Regions from separate parts of the Mus musculus genome. Here regions 1, 3 and 4 are each linked to region 2. A link is a loop called in an ENCODE intact Hi-C map of the cell type or tissue named here. Cell type or tissue: left cerebral cortex. All regions are shown on one strand. Region 1 has its middle 14 kb from the start of Gm29508. Region 2 holds the start of Prima1 (proline rich membrane anchor 1). Region 3 overlaps Unc79 (unc-79 homolog). Region 4 has its middle 53 kb from the start of Prima1.

Region 1 (5,000 bases), 58 kb before region 2:
ATACCTGGAAGGGTCTGTTTGTTCGGATTTGTATCATAACTTTGAGAGCAGCACTTGAACATCAAAGTCTGTGGTGAGTCATTTCTCCCTGAATGATTAACAAAAGATTTAAAGCTATTTTGATCTGAAGAGCAAACATTTTAGGAATCTTTTTAATGTCATGCAACAGAAACAGTCTCAGGCTGTGGTGAAGAAAGGGGAGACCTTAATGGCTCTTAAAAACCAAGAAGCCCAATGTAGTGTAGATTGCAGGTACGACTGGCTCCAGAATTCAGTGCCCCCAGGACCAGCCTACTGCCCAACTCTTCCCCATACCAGCCCTCCACAGGCTAAAATCCTAGGGTACGCTGGGAGTACCACAATTCCATTCCTGCCTCCCCTCAGATTTAAGGTTTGGGGGATAAAATGAGACTTTCTTTCCCAGGAGCCTAAGGGTAAAACTTCCTCTTAGTTCAACCAGGCTAAGCTGCAGTGCCTAGATCTCAAAATTATGCCGCTGTCCTTCTGGCTGAAACTATAAAGCCCAAGTTTTACAGCCAAAGGGGCACCATGAAGATGTCCTTGCTTTTTTCCCAGGCAGCTGTCCAAAGAGGGATATTCAGTTCCTTCCCTATGCAGTTCCACTGTCCTGGGGCAGGGGCCTGCACACTCTCTGTGGAGGGCTACATTTAGGGTTTTTCATGGTCTTTCTCCTCCTCCCTCCCCTTCTTCACCCTTTAAAATGCATTTTTAGTTTGTAGATCAGGCAAACAGCTCCACAAGACTTAGCTTACTGTCCCTGCCTTGGGGCTTTGATGTCATGTACATGGAGTCAAGGGCAGGGAGAAGGACCATGGTCCCCTCACCCCCTCCTTGCAAGCCTTAGGGTATGCAGTACACCCGCTCCCTGATCCTTGAAGTAGGCTTCTGACCCAAGGTATCCTGACTCCAGCCTGGAAAAGAAAGGTGCACACACACACATTCTAGTGCTCTGTACAAACAGCTTAACTCAAAACAATGAGATCTGTCATTTGCCATCTGGGCTTCTCTATAGTCACCAAACTTCCCCCAAATGGATAAGGAGTAATAGCAGCCTGGCCTTCCCCTCATTGGAGTGGTCTGAGACTTGTCCTTGCCATTTCCAGAACAGCTCAGTGAGAATGAGGCTGCTGACTTATCCCAGGTCACCCGCTGAGCAGGTCCTCTTGCCCTGGGCTCTCAGGAGTCCCTGTCCTGGTCTCACCTCCAAGGACATTTTTGGAATGGAGGAAGAAACCAACTGGCATTTGTTGGTGCTGGCAAACAGAACAGAAGAGGCTCTGCCTGTGTGCAGCTGAGGGCATGAGTGGGTCATAGGCGATGTGACCATTAGCACAGTAGTGAAGAGATGGAGCCAGACTGGGCAGGGCCGCAGGCTGGCCACACCTCTTATTTGTGTGTAGTATAATTTAGTGGCCATCTTCTCAAGCCCTGGCAGATGCCAGGTAGAATCAGCTCACCACAGCCACCTGTTTCTATTCTGTGAAGCAGGGGACAGAGACTGCAAAGCTCAGACTTGCAAAAGAATGGTCTTACCTTTGCGAAGTGTAGTTGTGTGTCCCTGTTATAACGCAAAAGGTTTTCAGAGCCAAGAGGGTCCCCAGAGAGTGAATTCCTCTTCCACCTGTAAGGTTGGAAACCAAGACCCAGAAAAGCCCAAAGTTGCTTGAAGCCAATCAGTTTTGACTGGACAATTCTAGATTTCTAAACCTTATTACATGGAACAGATCCCCTAAGATCGTTGACACATCTGTGAGTCTGTGTCTACCATAAATAAAATGAGGTTATCTTTTGGCCCAGACTGCTTGCTGTGTCAGGGGGTTCAGGTTTTGGCCTACTGCTACCTGTCTGCAATTCCCAGTATATCCACCAGGTGGCCCAGGCATTGCTAAATTGGGCTTTTTGTCCAAAGATCCAGGCTCCTCTTCCAATAGTAAGGGAGTGAAGTATGCCCTTGTCTGCTGATCTCCCATTCAAATTAAATCAGAACAGTAGGGGAAATTCATATCTTAAAAGTCCAGGGACTTGATGTTGTAATGAATGGGTGCTGGACAGAGAGGCGGGGATGAGTCTTTTCAGACCAGACAGAAGCTGGCACGTTCATATTAGAGCCTTCTTAATCCAACATGTGAAACACAGATCTGAGATGCTGGCCAAGAGACCCTGAGGCAGCATCAGGTCCCAGGTGCTCTGGACATTTGTTAGCAAGGCAGGTGCAGCCCTGGGGAGTCGAATACTGACAGTCTGAGGGAATGAACACATCACAGAAGATAACCAGGCTCCCTTCTGCCACTTTAGCAGGACATGGGGAACAACACAGGAATCCTAGGCCACAGCCTGACAAAGTCCTGCCTTTGTCATCTGCCTACCCTGGGAGGTGGGGCAGTGTCGCTGTGATACCTCACACAGCAGGGTCCCACTGTCTGTGGGCAGTTACATCTCTGCCTGGGAGGAGGGGTGTGGCCCACACTGGGTACAGTGGCTACCATGGAGTTTGTAATGAAGTCCTCCTTATGGACACTCTCAGCTAGAGGATGGTGCTTATTCATCACTCATGTACAAAGGAAGAGATTTCAGGTTATTCCTAGGTATACATCACTTTCATCCAGTCGCCAATCTTTCTAGAATGTTCTGGGCTGTACTCGGAACCATTCCAGAGAGAACTGGGAGCATATATCCCCTTAGGATGACCTTGGGACAGCACAAGGGGCTGTGTGCTTTATTTGCGTTAAAACTACTAGAGTCTGCGGTAACTGTGCAAAGCTTCTGCTCTACAAATCTCCCTGGCCCTTCCGGGATGAGCACCTGGAATGGCCCCCTTCCCTGAAGGTGATGGAGAATGGGAAACCACGTGCCACAGCTCCAGGATGCTCTGCTGTGCTGCATCTCTCTTTCCCCAGACTTCTTGCTTGCTTTCTCTATAAAGAGTGAGTCCACCACAAGTGTCTGCAGTAGAAATGAGAAGTGGCTGGGCTCATTCCAGCCCGCATCCTCCCAGCATCCCCGGGAGACTCATTCCCTGCATCAACCGCTTCCTCTTAACTGTGGCCGTGACCCAAGCTTTACGACAGACTCGGATGTCAGGTCGGCATTAAGTGTCTGGCTGGGCTGACCAAACACCACCACTGACAGCTTCATGGTTCTGGTTCAATCCATCCATGTCTCTTTAAATCCCACTAGGAGGAAGTTGGATTTGTCCCGGTGTGTGGCAGGCAGGATAGTATTTGTCTGGTGGATCCCCTGGCTCACGGACAAATCTGGTGAGGGTCATCACCTTGGAAGGGACAGGTCTCTCTTACTGACATGAAACAACAGAACAAGCAGCATGTTTTCTGTACCCCCACAGTCTAAGGTCCCCTGTAATCCTCAGTCTAAGGTCCCATGTACCCACAGTCTAATGTCCCCCTGTACCCACAGTCTCAGGTCCCCTGTACCCCACAGTCTAATGTCCCCTGTACCCCACAGTCTAATGTCCCCTGTACCCACAGTCTAATGTCCCCTGTACCCCTCAGTCTAAGGTCCCATGTACCCACAGTCTAATGTCCCCTGTACCCCACAGTCTAATGTCCCCTGTACCCTATAGTCTAATGTCCCCTGTACCCACAGTCTAATGTCCCCTGTACCCACAGTCTAATGTCCCCTGTACCCCACAGTCTATGCCACCTTTCCATCTCACCCTCACCAACTGAACAACAAACACTGAGAGCAAGCGCTGAGCTGCCCTTAGTGGGGTGGGTTTGATTCTGCTCTAGGTTCCCCTCCAGATGGCTCCTGATGGGTATGAGTAGATGGCTCAGTGGGCTAAACACTCGCTGTATTAGCATAGGGGCCCAAGCTTGGGTCTTCCACATCCACACAAAAAAGCTAACTGTTGGAGGTCCCTTAGTTGCTTTCTTTGCCCCATTAAAAACAAAAAGGAGGCCAGATAAGATGGCTCCACAAGTCCCTTCTACTGTGGGCCTTCCAGAATGATCAAACAGGGAATATCTCCATTATAAAGCTAATAAAGACATGGGACAATTTCTACTCCGTATGAGCCATGCTGACTTCTGGATACACCCACGATAGAGGCACGAGAGCTCATTTTATGTCAGTTTCAGCCAGGACTGCTGTGTTGCCCACTGTAAAAGTCCTCCATACATAACTCCAGCACTCTGCAGGCCCCTGAAGTTTCGTGTCTCTCATACCCAACATGGCTCATAACGCACATCTTCCCACGTCTTCACTTCCTGTGCCTCAGTTTCCCTTTATGCATCCAGAAGATCCATGTCCCAACGGAGACATGGGCAGATCCTATGACTCCAGACCTGCTGTGGACTCAGCAAATTGAAAAGTTCAGTCCCCAGCTCAAGTTGGCAGGGTCAGAGCCTTAAATCAGGACGGATGCAGCCCGGCCAACTGACTGGGTATGAGGCACTGGACCAAGAATGAAATATGCACAACTCATCCAGCGCACATCCTGTTACAACCTGAGCTCCTGCCGTCCATCACCAGGGATGTCTGCATCCTGGAGCTAAGTCCTGGCTATAACTGAGGTTTCTTCTCCCCTGAGACCTACATTGTAAATCAGGTACCTGAGCCTGAGAGGAGAGGAGGAAGCCTGTGAGAGCCTGAATCCCTGCGTCGGCACCCAGATGGTGGGCTCACTGGTCTCTCACAGAGATAGGGTTCCAGGTCCTTCCTGTCCACGTGCTCAGTGGTCCTCACCCACCTGGGCCCTCCTTGTACTACATAGGGGTGAGTTGTACATACAGGGATCCTGGCTCTGCCTCAAGGAGTTCCCACTTACCCTCCCATCCTATCTACCTTCCTATACTGCCCTAGAAGGAGGGTTCCTGCGATGGACACTCAAGACAACCTTAACCTCTGTCTCTCTGGGGCCCTCACACAGGAGACCTGGTTACAAAGCCGGAGGGTACTAGAAGGCTAAGTTGGGGTTTCATCTCTGGCTTCTTTCTCTTTGGGACAGTCTGCTTAATGTC
Region 2 (5,000 bases):
ACAATAAGGTGGTGGCGGTGACATGCTATGGAAAGGGAGGGACAGAGGCAAACACAAGATTAGGTGTTGCCAAGCTGGCCGGAGCTTGAGGGTGCTGTCCAGTGCTCTGCCACACCTACTGGACACCTCCCAATAGGCCAAATGGAACCACTAGACTCCATAGCTGGGCCTCTCTCCATTTTTCATCGACTATCTTTAACTGGTCCATGTTTTCCCAACAGGTGGGGGAACTATCTCCTAGTGAAGTCACTTGTTGATTCTTGTCATTAGACGTCACAAGCCATGGGACTCGGGAAAGGCTGGAGGACCAGTCTAGGTCCTTCGATATCATGAAGGAGCTGCTACAGAGGACAGTCTTCATTCTAAGGGAGGTGGTGATGTTCCCAGTGTCAGACTCCCCAGTTTCATGGGCCAGGAAGTGGGGGACCAGGTGCAGAGGCAGGTACACAGTCCAGAATCAGAAAACAGAATACCAACAAACAAAACCACCAGGCTTGCCTCCGACTTGCTATGTGGCTAAGGACGACCTTAAACTTCTCACCTTCGGGTCTCTACCAGCACCTCCCAAGTACTAGGACCTGAGACATGCACTACCATGCCCAGTTTATGTTGGACTTGGGATCTGATCCAGGGCTGTGTGCATGGTAGGCAAGCATTCTAACACCCGAGCTACATCCCCGCCTGGAATGCCTCAACCCTTTAATTGGCTGTGAGTATTTATGAATCTTAGGGAAATAGCTGTGTGATTCCACCTAGAAAAGAGCTATGGACTTCTCAGTTGGAACAATCACGGGATTTAGCCAGGATGATGAGAGTGAATTCAAAATGTAATGCGAGTAGCTTTTTCAAGTAGCAAAAAGTTCCAGGTAGCAGGTGCTGTTGTCTTTGCTAAAGACTAGAGTCCTGCACTGGGCAAAATACTTCAACTGGCTTAGGCTACAAAGACAGGAAAACACTGGGCACCATTTAATCTCAGCTGATGGACAGGCCTCAGGTCTATGCCTCATTGCCCTTTTCCAGACTGTCCTGGTCACTGTTCTAGGAAACTCCACTCTCATCAAGCATTGTCTTTGTCCCAACTCCCTGACTGTAAAGGTATAAGATTTGTTACTGTTCTGCTGTGCCCAGCACCCAGTACTCTGCTGCCAGAGAGAGGGAGTGTCTCAGAGTAGGAGGGGAAGGAAGATGGCCGCAGACATGTACCCACATGGCATTTTCTAGCCACAACTAGCTATGATTTCACAAGGTTAGAAATATTGGGATAAAGCTTTTATCATTATCAATTGCCTCTGAAATTATTCTATTGGCATCTTGTAAATTGTGATATTCATACATGAATCTGATTGGGTAATTAAGCATTAAGAATCTTGATGCCATTAAGAGTACTGGGTACTGGGATCTGATGGCTGACTGTGGGGTGCGTGGTATGGAGAGAAACTCTGGGATGGGCTCGGGGCGTTGGGGAGTGCCGGAGAGATGGTCCTGTGGTCAGGTGTGACTGGAGAATTGGCAGCCGGCAGGAGCTAGAAAGTGTGGTCCGGCCCCGTGGAGAGTTGGTGGTTCATTTTTTTTCATATTTCCTGCAACTAGGTGTTTGTAAATATTATACAAAACAAATGACTGGATAAACAAAGGGACAAATGTCTCCATATTTTTGTCCACGGGACTACCAGACCTGCTGGCATATTCCCACAGCCCTGGACCACTTTGTCTTCATTCTCTTGATCAGTGTAGGCCCCTGTCTCGATGACAGTGGAGCATCACAGTGTTGGCAACATGTTGACATGGTCCTCTGACCTTCCCCTCCCCGGTTCTTGGTAAGGGAAGGCCTCATTCACATCTGCTGTGCCAGTCTCTCTAGTAGAACTGGGCATGTGTGGGGGCTCACAAGTTCATCAGCTAGGTACGCACTAAGAAGGGGAGGCCTTGCTGCTGTGCTCTGATGAAGGAAGCTGCAGGAGAATTGGTCTGAAACCTGCTTTGCAAAGCACTTTGTACTTTTGTGAGTTTACCTGGAGTGACTTGGGGACAGCCAAGGGGAACTAAGTAACTTTCTTAACCAGTGGGCTGTGGTATCTACCCTCGGTTATAAGCCTCCGGTTCTCTTACCTAACCCCAGGCAGAATTGCCCAGCTCTTTGCGACTTTGACTGGAATGGTCACACCCCCACCTCCAGGGAACATCAATCAGAGCATTTAATAAAGCGCTATCACCAGATGAGCAGGGCGCCTGCGTGGCGCCTGGGAAGGCTCCTGTAGGAAGGAGCAGCATGCAGCTTGTTTGAACGAGATGCAACCAGCTCCTTCCTGAAGAACCGACTTGTTGATAATCTTGCATCAAACAGGAGTTTGTGGATAGTGGAGGAAAAGTCCTGGGGAGAAGGCTTTCCCTGAAATGTCACAACTCCCCCTAAGACACAGCGGAGTTAATAGAGAGGTCCCGAGGTCATGATTGCCAAATGGAGGGAGGTCAGGCACATTGCTTTGGAGGGCTAGCCAGCACCATCCTAGCTCAGCACACACAGGGGAAAGGGGGCGCCGCTATGATAGTGTACAGACGGGGTCCCCACTAGTCAGACCTTACTACCACCTTCCCGCAGCCTGGGGGATGAACTTGAGGGAAGGGCAAGCAGAAGCAGGTTGCCACTGTCACTGGGAGTCCTCGGCCTCTAGGGTGAATAAATAAATTATTAAGCGCCCAATACACAATAGCCTCGCTAGATGGAGACGAGGAATCACTGCAGCGGCGCTGGCGGCCGCGGCAGCGGGGAGCGCGGGCGGGAGTGCAGCCCGGGAGGGAGGCGGGCGAGGCTCTGGCTCCGCTCACGTCTGTTTTCCTTTTTCGTGCATTATTTATTTCGCCTCCGCCCGCGGCCCTGCTGCCGGAGCGGGTGCTCCGGGCCGGCGCCTCTCGCCCGCTGCCTCCCGCGGGCCCCGGGCACCCTGCGCCCCGGGCAGCCGCTCGGCGCCACCAGGAAGGGCGGGGACCGGGGCGGCGCAGGGACCCGTGGCTGGGCTGAAGGAGGACTCCTGCGGCCCGCTCGCGGAGGACCCGAGGACACTTTCCCCACCCTCTGCCTGGGCTGCCCGACCTCGGAAGTGGCCGCCTTTCCCGGCCCGCGCGCGGCCAAGCGGAGCCTGGAGCTCCGTGCGAGTGCGCCGCGCCCCGGTCTCCCAGATCAGCTGCCCTGGAGGCCCAAGCAGCGCGCAAACTTTTGCTCCAGCGCCCCGCGCTCGTCCTCTGCAAGTGAAGCCCCCGAGCGCGCGCGCAGCCGCCAGGGTGAGCTTAGAGGCCCCGCCTAGAGGGCGGGGGACTGGGGAGGCGGCTGGCTTTAAATGGGGGCCGTCCGGCTGCTGAGAGCAGAGCTGCTGTGGGGGCAACCCTGACCTCCCTTCTCCGTGTCGACGATCGGTGGGGGTCGCCACCAGGCAAGGTGGCGTGAGGCATCGGAGGGGTGCGGGCGGTGATGGGGGCGTGCAGGAAAACCTACGCCTGCCCGGGAACAGGAGCTGGGGTTTGGGCGGCAAATGGGGGCACGTACGGAGGTGCCTATGAGACAGTGTGCGCACTGAAGTCCCTGGGGCAGAAAGACTACATGCAGCGAGTGATTTGGTGGTACTGTGCAAGCAGAGTCAAGTGTGCGGACGGGAGTCGGTGGCGGTGCATGGGGGTCACAGTGCGTGCGCGCGCAGAGTGAGTGATTCACTCTGGGTTTGAAGCGTACTCCTAGTCAGAGTTGTGCATGGCCGTTTCTGGGTTTGTATGAGGTTCAATAAGTGTGTTTGGATGTTTCTGGGGGTGTGCACGGGATCAAGGTGTGCATGCGGTATTCTGAAGGGGAGGGGGTGTGCTCCAGGATAGGTAGGTGTGAGTTCTGGGAAGCACCGAGAGTCAGCAAGTGTGTGCGCACTGGAAGGAAGATGAAGACTTGCTTTGCGCAGGTGCCCCAAAGTGCGGGGCAAGTGAGTCCTCATCGAGTTGGTTCTTGAATTGGTGCTATGGTTTATGCAGTGTCCACCTGACTCAAGCCTTGCTCCCTTGACAGTTAGCTCACCAGTGGGCGCCGCAGGCCGAGATGCTACTCCGGGACCTGGTGCTGCGCCATGGCTGCTGCTGGCCCTCACTTCTGCTGCACTGTGCGCTGCACCCACTCTGGGGTTTAGTTCAGGTGAGAAGCGGGCAGAGGCCTCCTGGGAAGGGGGTAGGGTCACTTCAGAGCTCCCCCTACAGCCACCTACTGAGTGGTCTTGGGGATACTTGGGGAGGAAGAAAAACTGGTCAAGTATAACATGCTCTGACCCTGAAAAAAAATAAGAAACTTTGCAAAGAGTCTCAGTTGTGGCCTAAGGCCTGCAGTACTGAATGAACGTGATATAGGAAGGTGCTAAGACCTCATAGTGAACTCTACTGCAGCTTTTATGGAAAGAAACAAACTTATAAACAAACAAACAACAATACCAAAAAAAACCCAACCCCCCCCCAAAAAAAAAATCCCACAGTGGTGCCTTGTTTCCTACCAGATTCGACCCCTAAACTTCAAATTAGCCTTCCAACTAACTGTCTCCAACCTGGGGTAAGGGCTGTGTTTCTTCTAAGTGGTGGCTGGGGAGGTGGATGGTGACCCACGATTCATGCAAAACACAGTCTGTCAAGACTGCTGGAGGACAAACCCTCACCTTTGACCTCCCAGTCTTCAGGACAGAGACCAAGCCCCCACTAACTCCAGTTACTCGAGGTGATTGGATGGGATGTTCTCTAGTCCTGCCCTTAAACCCCCGTTGACCAGTCCTTTACCAGCAAGGTGACTAAACAAGAAACTTAAGGTCTGATCCTGGTTTTCTCCTTCCTGCTTGTTATGGGGCCAGTACTTGTTTGCTTGATACATCACCTGGACCCCAGGAAACATGGTTAGTAGCTGTCCTTGCTGTTGCTGGGGTGTGAGATGTTACATCCACTGGGCAGAGACACTCCCTGGCTTCCATGACTCTCTAGAGGCATCC
Region 3 (5,000 bases), 99 kb after region 2:
TTCCATTTGCAGCCAGGTTATCAGTATTGCTATCTGCCTCTCTTTCAGTTATAAAGCAATCAAATAATCAACCAGTCAAGCTTTTCTGAAGTACTTTAAAACAAAAAATACATACCCTCGTGGCATTGGTGGAAGGTATCTTCAAGAGGCAAATCATAATTCTCAAACTGGAATCTAAAGAACACTGTGAACAGATATGAAAAACGAAAAGTCAACTCTCAAGGTTTCCTTTGCTTCAAATATTTCCTGCATTTATTTTGCAAAAGGAAGAATATGGGTCTGGGGTGATAGCTCCAACAGTAAAGGGCTTTATGCCACCCAGGCATAAAGTCCCATACTTGCTCTCTAGAACCCATATAAATGAACTGGGTGTGTTGGCAGGTGTGGTGAAGGCATTGAGATTCCTGGCGCTCGCTGGTCAGTCAACCTGGCCAACTCAGTGAGCTCAGGCCAGGAAGAGAGCCCATCTCAAAGACATGGTGGGCCATGCCTAAAGAGTGATTCCCAGTGCTGACTTCTGGCCTCCACATGAACACATTCTCACAGCAATTCACACATACATATACCCTTATACACATATGCATACACACATGCACAAACATGCACACACACACACACATACATACATACACACACACAAACATATATACCCTCATGTACTTATACACAAACACACACACACATGCACACATAATTCTTACTGTAACTACAGCTAGACTGTTTCCTATGTATATTAAAAATAATCATTTTCAGATAGATTTCAATGAGAAAATTACATAAAATTAAAATAATCATTAAATAAATAAATAAATAAATAAACATAGCTCTGAAGCTATTTCTCAAAGATACAGTTCTAGAATGAAATGATATAGAAAGTTGGATAAAGAACTGGTGGGTAGATGAATGTATGGATGGATGGATAGACGGATGGATAGATGGATGGATAGACAGACGGGCAGATAGGCGGATGAACAGGTGGATAGAAAGATGTTAAGTAGACACAGAAGTAAGTAGGCAGATGTTAAATGTATACTAGTCTAAGGAGGTACACTAAATTATGAAAAGCTATTTTGGGGCAAAGCAAAACCTTATAGAAATCTTTAGTCCAAATAAGATCCAGTTTTATCATCCTTTCTCTGGGATTTGTTTCTTATTTTAACATTTCACAAGGCTAGGGATTAAATTTGGTCCTTGTGCATAGAAAAAGGGTGTGGCACTGCTGAGCTACCTGTCCCCAGTCCCTAGGGGGTGAAGCCATCTTCCCTTTGTCAGGAAAAGACATGACCTGGAACCTGGAGAAAAGTAGCAAAATTTTTGAGAAAAAAAAAAAAAAAAAACAAGATTCTACATGAAAATGTGCTTTGAAAATCCCTGTGTTTACAGAGACTGGGAGGAAATGGCAGAGCACAAATAAGCTGCCCTTTACTGTTGCAAGCATATCCTTAGCAACATTTCTACAAGGTTGCACTGAAGCCTTCCACACAGTACAGACTAAGCCAGAGGGAATCATCTTGGATCCCAGGACTTGCAGCTCGTCTGTCACCTGAAATTTGCATTTGTTCAAATGCAAATCCTCGGGCCAAACTCTGACCAGTCGTGGCCCTGTGTTTAGCAGGAGCTGCGGTGCACCCTGAAGTCCAAGATCCACTTCAATGAGACTTCTCAAAAGCAAACTGCAAGCTTTTCAGTGGAGAGTATTACTTTCCCAAGAGATTAAGGACAAAACGGAATCAGTTCTCAGATCTGACCTAGCAGGGAACGCTCTTACACAAATCCTGACGGCATTTTCTAAGTATCTTTTAAAAAGAACCTCGGCCTGTTCAATATGCCAATTGCCTTCAGAATTGGTGTGACATTTACTTACTTTAAAGCAGGAGCTGAAAACTAGCTGCTAATCAGGCCAAACTCTAGTGACTTAAAAGCCAGAAAATGTCATCTTAGTTGGGGGAAGATCTGTATGCTGAGGCCTGTTCCCACATAGCCACCATCAGCAGGAGAGGAGGGCAGTCCTCCATAGGTGCCATGCATTAACGCTGTCAAGGGGCTCCGTTCTCCGTAGTACCTTGCCTCTCACCACACCACTCAACTCATTAAGGGTGGAGTCCCTGCAGGCGCAGCTGATTGTCACAAATTAGGCATGCCAGTTGTTTACAGCAGCAGCACCCCCTGCTGGTCAGTATGGAGTTCAGCATCTTCATTATCGGGATAGGTGCTTCTGAATGGCTCGTGTGTGTGTGTGTGTGTGTGTGTGTGTGTGTGTGTGTGTGTGTGTGTGTGTGTGTGTGTGTGTGCACACATATGGATGTTTGAAATCTTTGGGAATCAGTCTTTCCATCCATTGTGGGGGACTTGGGAATTGAACTCAGATTGTCAGGCTTGGTGGCAAGCACCCTTACTCCCTGAGCTATCTAGCTAGCCCAGGACTAGTCCTCTTTGCTTGGATTTGCTCATCTACTTTAAGCTATGGATAAACAGGTAACCCAGAGAGTGGTGATACAGAAACCTGGGCTGCTCTCCACAGTCCCCTTGAACCCTAGCAACAGCACTCGGCAAGCTAAAGGCTCCGAATTACCAGCTCCTTATCAGCATCCTTATTAGCATCCACTGGTTCCACAACTGTGATTGCCACGGTTAGCTGACCTCTGCAACATCTTATACATATGAGGCATTTATTCCAGAAGTACCAACATGTGACTTCACTGGTCAGATGAACAAGTTATTCGACTTTGCTTTGTAGTAATTTTATCTGAGTTACATGAAGAAGTCACACAACTCTAGTGGAGACAAAGGGACAAAGAAGTGGCTCTGCCAAGGCTGGCTACCTCCTGGCCCCGGTCCTGGAGATACAAACGCTTGCGGCTTTCTTGGTTTACAGCAGTGTGCAGTCATACAGGAGCACTAGACTGGGAGTCAGGAGGCGTGAGTTCCAACCTTCTCCCCACCTCCATGGAGCAATTACAACTCACACCTCCTCTCTTACGGTACAACTCTTTATTTGATGACATACAGGAAGAATGTGTCTTATTGGTTTCTCCCGCTTTAATAAAACAAGTTCCTGCTTTTCTTTCTTTCCTTTTCTATTTTTTTTTTTTTTTTTTATTATCAGGCCCCTGACGACAATGACCCTTGAACTACAGATTAACCACTGAATATCATCTTGCTCTTTCCTGAACATTACTCAGAAAAACCGAAACAAAGCAAAGCAAAACAAAACAAAACACATGCCACTTTAAATAATTCTCTAAAGCTAACACTTTACCTACGTCTGGATTCCTTTTAGATAAGCTATTAATTTCCTTGCCTATTGGATATCCACTTGAGAAGAGCATTTCTGCAGAAAGCCCACCTAAGGACTGGGGATATAGTTCAGTAATAGGATGATTACCTAGCATGCACAGGAGGCTGAGTTCTAGCTCCCTCGCTGAAAATGAAACAAACACAAATTTTAAAAAGAAAGAAAGGAAAGAAACAAACCACAGTCGGTTGGCATTCAACTAAAAACCACGTGGTCACGGGGTACCTTCATTATCAGCAAGCAAAGTACCCACTCCATGCTGCCGACAGCAGAGTGGATGACCTAAATAACTCTCTCCTCTAGCTGACAGATTTCCCCTAGCTTCTTGGGCTCTATCAGATCACCTGACCGACCGTGCTTCGCATGTTGGTCTCTGTAAGCAGATGGGCAGAAAGTAATGGAAGCTAAAAAAAACTTGGGCTGAGCTCACCTTCAGAGGTAAAACACAAGGCAGCTTGGCAAAAAATGTCTGAAACTGGTTGCTGATTGTGGTCCAGAGACTACTAGGAGAATCCATGGGCAGAGCTTCCATGAACGTGGCAATGTTTTCCAAACAGCGTATCATAGCACCCCCTGCTGGTAAATTCTTTTTGTTATTTAGACCCTAAAAACACAAAAGCATAGGCAATCAACTGCTGAAACAGGACACGAATCATAAAGCTACCCAGAGAAGGTTTGCTTAGAAACCTTAAATATTTGCACTATAAACACGATGGGCTGCCTGCTACACAGGCTGACTGCTCTAACAGCCAGAAGGAATACAGAGGGAAACCAGCTACATTTAGTAAAACGGCAGGGGCAAAACTAATGATCTTTATGTCCTGAAGATAAAATGGGATCATGAATTAAGAACTCTCTAAGGATATAGAATGGGTCTGGATGGGTGCTAAGAAGGTAATGAACAACGCCTGCTGGAAAGACTCTTCCAAAGTAAAGATTGGAGCTGTTGATAATAGCAGCCGCTGCTTTCTTCCTAGCAACACCTGGGCATGGTGAAGCAGTCTGGGACTTCTCTATGTTAGATACAACACTTCACCGTGAAGCAGTCCAGGGGTGCCTCAGGGAGGGAGACAGATGTGGTACATAACTTTGCCTGGGACCTAGGGTACCTTTCACGCAAACCTACCTCCAAGAGCTGACTGAGGGCAGCAATTGAGCTCAGCTCGTTGAAGTCCATGAGAGATGTGGCTAAGGTCCTTAAAAAAGTCCCATCTATAAAGCAAATGATCAGATTTAGTAGGCTTTCTGGGGACTGGCCAGGCTTGTGGTGTCTGGGTCCTGGGGTGGGGGTGGGGGGATGAGTTACCTTTGATGGCACTCTGGAAGAGCTGAGGGAAGATGCCATTGGGGGCCAGCTGATGGAAGATGCAGCGCAGGAACTGCTTGGCCACACCTGCTGCATTGCCTGGAACCATCATGCTGCGTTCAAACAGAGAGGACAACACAAGCTATAGACCAACGAGCATGCATGCAATGATTTAGAGGTTAGGCTCTGAGCGCCACAGTTTTATCCACTATCTTTCTTGCTAGTTTCCCCCAGAGAGATGAAATTACCCATAGTCAAACCTAATACTTCATAACAATTTTTTTCAGACAGATCCATAAAGTGCCAAAGTGACAGCAGAATTATTCCAGGACTCTCCAAGTATAGCTGAGTATCCCAAAGCCAGTGACTTTCAAAGGCCACAAAGTCTAGAAGTGGATA
Region 4 (5,000 bases), 54 kb after region 2:
TCCCCCACCACACGCAAATACTCAAGAGTTACTTCTCCAAAGCTCAGCAAGAGGGCAGGGCTTGTAGCCATCCCAGCCTCTAGAAGCTGGATCTAACAAAAGTTGGTAAACAGGTGACCTCTGGGCAGGCTCTTGGGTCTCAGTGCCTCTGCTTTCTCTGTGTGGCAGAGTAAGGCCTGGCTGGCTCTCCCCCTTGTCCTTCGTGACCGCCTCTGAGCACTCCTAGTTTCTCTCTGGTCTATCACCTTCATCTAGCTGCCATAGAGCAATGCTGTCCAGTGAATAATTGCTGCTTTGTGCACATGCTTCCTGCCCTACCCCTGTTAGAAGACGGGGTGTATGGGTTCGGGTCTTACTCCTTACCAAATCTCCAGCCCCCCTAACACCCTAACATGCCTGACGTTAGAAATGTTTGCTAAATTAACCAGTTCCCAGTGTTTTATGAATTTAACACAGTATACAGAGGCATAAAGAAGAAAACATTTTATTTCCTATAAATGCCTTCAGCACACAATTGGGTGTTTTCAAACCTCCACTTACACATGGTGATATTTTACCCTCCTATTTCACTAGTGTCTTTCAATCAGCTTCGTTTCCTGTGGCCAGACATACTGTGACGCCATTCTAAGGGCCACTCCACTCCAGAAGGCACCAACCTGGGCCCGTGGACAGGCAACGGCAGTGCAGTCGCTGATACGTAGCAGCTGGCCTTAGGCCTGATGACTTTTCCCAGGGGTCTCCAGTCTCTGCTACAGTAGGACTGGCTTCGCTGTTTCCTTGGACTGACCAGGCTATGCCTTGCTCTTCTATAGCTCCTGGGTCACTAGCTGCCCACCTAGTGATTGTGCTAGAAATGTCCTTCTGATGTATCTTATTTTCTTAGCCCCGGACCCTTGGGGATTCTGGCCTCTGATCAGGCAAGTGGGCCAAAGAAGGGCTGTAGACCCTTCTAAGACTCTGAGCTCTGCAACTATGTAACTTCTTGAGGAAAGATACAGATACCCCCTGGCCTCCCAGACCTCCCTACTTTCTTCTCTCCTTCTTTTGACTAGGGTCCAGAAGAGGTGGGCACCGTTTTCTCATTCTGTCTGACTAGAACTTTCCTCACATACCAGTTTCCTCCTGCACCCACCATCCACAGAATAGACTGAGCCGTTCTGTTTCCTGGACAGAAGAAAAAAAAACACATATGCAGTTATTATTTTCAAAATATTATCCCCATTACAAACACAGTGCTCACTCCATGTGACTCCAAATGTTGGCAGAATGTGCCACATGGAGGAGGATTCCCCAGTTGCTCATTCAGACTTGAAAACGTGGGAGCCTTGAGTCAGCGCACAGAGCGAGGCAGCGTGGGAACGGCACACGGAAGAACTGGAGCCAAGCGGCCGTGGAGCCAAGCGGCCGTGGCAAGCTGTGATTGCTCTTCAGCAAAACACCAGCTGTCACCAGCACTATGGTAAGTGGTGACACGCAGACCCAGGGTGGGGCAGGTCCTAGAAGGGCTCATCCCTGACTTACTTGAAATCTTTTTTGGGGCCTGAGGACAGACAGCACCTCTTCTTGTACTTTTTATAGGGATGGGGAACTGTCACCTCCGTTTTGCCACTAGTGACGCTGATGCTAGAGCATTTCATGCATGGTCAGAGGGCAGGAGAGCATGCAGGTCCCAAACCCGAGCCCAGGCTGTAAAGCCCGTGTCTGCATCATCCCCGGTGGTCCCCACTGGAGCCTGGCTTCTGCTCCATCAGCTGAAGGTCTCCCACACCTTGCTGTCTGCCCAGTGCCCCCACCCCATTGGTCTCTAGCTCTGCATTTCCCCCCTCCTCTAGGCAATGTGACTGTCCTCACCTGGAAAGTACCCTGGTCCTTCAGCTTGATTATCCATTGATTCCTGTCTTTGCTAAGTGGCCACTTGAAGAAGTAGAAATCAAGGTGTCAGCCAGGCAGCCCCAGGAGGCACCCTTTTCCACTGGCCTGCAAGGCCCTGTCTGGGCGGTGTAATTAGAAACACTGCTTTGTTCCCGAAACAACAAATGTTTCCAACTCTTGTTAGCCTTGCAGAGTGTAGCTTGTGCCAGGGGCTCACCTCGGTATACCCACCTGTCCTTAGCTTCTCTTCAGAAGAATTCAGCACGGCACTGGGCTGCTGCTGTTTGTCACGTTGAGAGGCAGGGGCCTTGTGAAAGGAGAGATGTCAACCAGGAACATGAGGGTCAATGTGGAGTGAATAGCATGGCCTCAAACCCTGCTTTTCCCTTTGTCCCCTGTTAGCTGAGGGACTCTTTAGTACCTGTAAGTGAGAGCTCGGTCTAAGCCCAGATTAGTGAGACCAGAGCCTTTGGGACAAAGAGGTAAAGGAAGGGAGACTGCAGAGCCAGGGAACAACTCAGGAACCATAGGACTCCTATTCAGAGGCTATGGTGTTGGTTTTTCCTGATTCTGAGGCCAGATCAGTGGTGAGAGCTAACTCATGTGAGGCCAGATTGGTGGTGGGAGATAGCCCATGTGAGGCCAGATCGGTGGTGGGAGATAGCCCATGCTAGAAATCACATGGCTTTCAACCATAGAAACACCAATCAGAAGAAGAAATAAAATTGAAAGCTCATCACACAATGGCATTCCGGGCGTCATCAGCCTATAGGCTCCCCACTGATGCCTTTGGGTCTAAATAGTTCTTGTGGGTCAGACAAGCAACAAAGTGTCTAGTTGTTAGTTTCTGTGATGTACAAACTGGAAGCTGCTGCCCTGCCGGCAGACACGTGCTGAAGGGCTCCTGCAAAGAGTCTCCTTTTCCTCGGCTCTCCTCTGAGGCTTGTAACTAAGGGATTAGGGTGCCTACCTCACACCATGGTGAAGGTTAAATGACATCACATCAAAAGCTTGTGACATGTAGTAAGCCCTTGACAGTGCTGTCTGCGGCTATAATTAGTCAGGGGCGGGTCTTTTCAGAACTGACTGAATTCCCACCCAGCAGCCTCTTAAACTGAAGAGCTGGCTCATCACCACAACCTTCAGTTCGTCCGAGTTCATTCTGTTGCCTGTTGTCATTAGTATTAACTCTGTGATGCCAAAGATTAAACTCGGGACTTTGCATATACTAGGCAAGCATTCGGTCCTTCTACCTACACCCCACATCTTTTTTAAAGTTTTATTTAGAGATAGGGTCCAAGAGCCTAGGCTGGCCTTGAACTTGTGAGTCTCCTGCCTCAATCTCTCCTGTAGAGTGTGTGTGTGTCTGTAGGGGAGAGAAGAGAGAGGAACCTGCAGTTGGGATGTAATATATTCGAGGAAAAATTGTAAAAGGTATAGTATAGTAACTGTGAAACTAAATGAGATTCAAGTTTTGATCTATAATTTTCCCACAGAAATTAATTCCCAAGAGAGAGGGAAAACACCTTTGTCAGATGAGGTGTCTTTTTTTTTGTGAGGACAAAACTGAAGAAACCAATAAACAGAAAGGTGTCCCGAAAGCCCCCAGACTTCCCTAGTCCGTGCTTCTGACACAGCTCAGCCAAGACAAAAATAAGCAATTTCTAGCGGAGCTCTGACATGGGGACTTACAGCCCTAAATGTAAGCCACTGCCAGCTGCACAGCCCAGCAGGCACTTAGCTCAGGGGCTTCCGGTGTCCTGCCTGCACATACGGGAGGAAGCTCTACGCCTGTCTCAGACACGACAGTAAGGGCAATGTCTAGAAGCCACTTGGGATCTTGTAGGCACTCAATACACAGTGGCTGCCTTGGCTGCCCTTGAAGGTCTCTCCGACAGGCTCACTGCTTGTTTCTTAGCTGAGGGTGGAGCTGGCCAGCCTCTCTTTGACACCTCAGCCATCGTGAGTCATGGACCACCCTTTATAACACCATGGTTTTACACTGTGCAATAAGTTCCACCCATGCCCTTCTGCATACGAACCAGTATTATCGAAACAAGACATTTGCCCAATATACACATTTGCAAAGGTATAGTACAGTGAGTGTCTGCAGTGCCCAATGGGTGCAGAGGTCCTCCAATCACAGCTCATCAGTCCTAGGGGAACAATCCCATCTTCTCTGAGCTGATCCAGTCTTCTGTCCTGCTGTCACTTGACAGTGGAGGCGGAGCAGCTGTGCCACTTGGCCTTAAAGAAGACTCTGAGGGAAGAGGTCGCTGGAAACAACTCAGTGTGTGGCCGAATGGCACCCTTGCACGTTGATGACAGACAGCGGACTCTGGGAAGTGTTGGCCAGTGAGTCCATTTTGCCTCCTGTGGTCTTGCAGATCTTGATTCAGATGTGCTGGCTCAAGGGCAAACCAAGCAAGTGTGTGGCTATGAGCTCTCCTCTTCCATGTCTTTGCTAGGTAGCAGCAGTCCTCCAGCAGTCGTCATAGTCCTCTGCCTGCTGGGACTTCCCCAGGATTGGCAGAAAGACCCATTTTACAGAAAGGGAAAACAGAGGTCCAGATACAATAATCTATCCAAGGTCAACCAACTAGTAAGAGGCATATGCACCATGGCAAATCATTGAGGACAGAATCTTTGTACTTAAAGAGTTGGGCCCATGACACCCTCGGGAATCTCAGATGACACTGAATCCAATAGAAGTCCCTGAGGAAGGAAAACTGGGTGACTCCTTATACCCTTCTCCAAGCTACTAGTGCTTGCCACCCCTGGACCAGACGACATTTTGCTGGGCTCTCTCCACCCTTGCCCTTGCCTTCGCAGCTTTCCTTTGGAACTGACGTGGGATACATGTAGCTGAAGCTAATGCAGCATATGCGTGGGAACACAGCCCTTGGGTTGGATAGCCTGGGGACCAAGCTTTGCTCTGCTCCTTACAAGTAATGTGACCTTACATGACTATCTTTACCTCTCTAGCTCTAGCAAGAATAAAAATAATAATTTCCTAAGTGTTTACCATGTGTCAGCTACTGCCCTAAGTTTCATTAAAATTTGTATATTTCTTTTTGCATTAAGAACCCTATGAGGTAGAATGTGCCCTTGTCCCCCATTTAAAAGAT

What was found. Hi-C counts contacts between places; a loop is a spot of excess contacts. Peaks named below come from ENCODE experiments on the same cell type or tissue, not always from the same donor. Only the 100,000 strongest peaks of a DNase experiment are listed, where the experiment ranks them.
Region 1: a loop joins it to region 2, with 2.4 times the contacts of the local background. A loop is called at or near these places in 12 of 42 quality-filtered maps.
Region 3: a loop joins it to region 2, with 8 times the contacts of the local background. A loop is called at or near these places in 14 of 42 quality-filtered maps.
Region 4: it touches region 2 in a loop (2.2-fold over the local background); 3 of 42 quality-filtered maps call a loop at or near these places.

The regions. Positions count from the first base shown.
Region 1 is chr12:103,298,729-103,303,728 of GRCm38, reverse strand. No RefSeq gene overlaps it. Among named protein-coding and RNA genes, the nearest start is that of Gm29508, 14 kb to the left of the region's middle. In left cerebral cortex, a CTCF peak has its summit at 1,883 (motif pointing right); a DNase peak (open chromatin) is centred at 1,896.
Region 2 is chr12:103,240,508-103,245,507 of GRCm38, reverse strand. Prima1 (proline rich membrane anchor 1) reads left to right here and starts at 3,362. Exons shown (of 5, transcript NM_133364.2): 1 at 3,362-3,433; 2 at 4,046-4,168. The coding sequence starts at 4,076. In left cerebral cortex, a CTCF peak has its summit at 2,717; DNase peaks (open chromatin) are centred at 2,776 and 3,196; H3K4me3 peaks cover 1,325 bases; H3K27ac peaks cover 337 bases.
Region 3 is chr12:103,141,486-103,146,485 of GRCm38, reverse strand. It overlaps Unc79 (unc-79 homolog), which reads right to left. Exons shown (of 49, transcript NM_001081017.2): 36 at 4,602-4,714; 37 at 4,422-4,507; 38 at 3,726-3,899; 39 at 116-184. Among named protein-coding and RNA genes, the nearest start is that of Prima1, 98 kb to the left of the region's middle. In left cerebral cortex, CTCF peaks have their summits at 2,131 (motif pointing left) and 3,864 (motif pointing left); DNase peaks (open chromatin) are centred at 2,136 and 3,852.
Region 4 is chr12:103,186,315-103,191,314 of GRCm38, reverse strand. No RefSeq gene overlaps it. Among named protein-coding and RNA genes, the nearest start is that of Prima1, 53 kb to the left of the region's middle. In left cerebral cortex, no CTCF peak of the experiment used is centred here; DNase peaks (open chromatin) are centred at 1,321 and 2,021.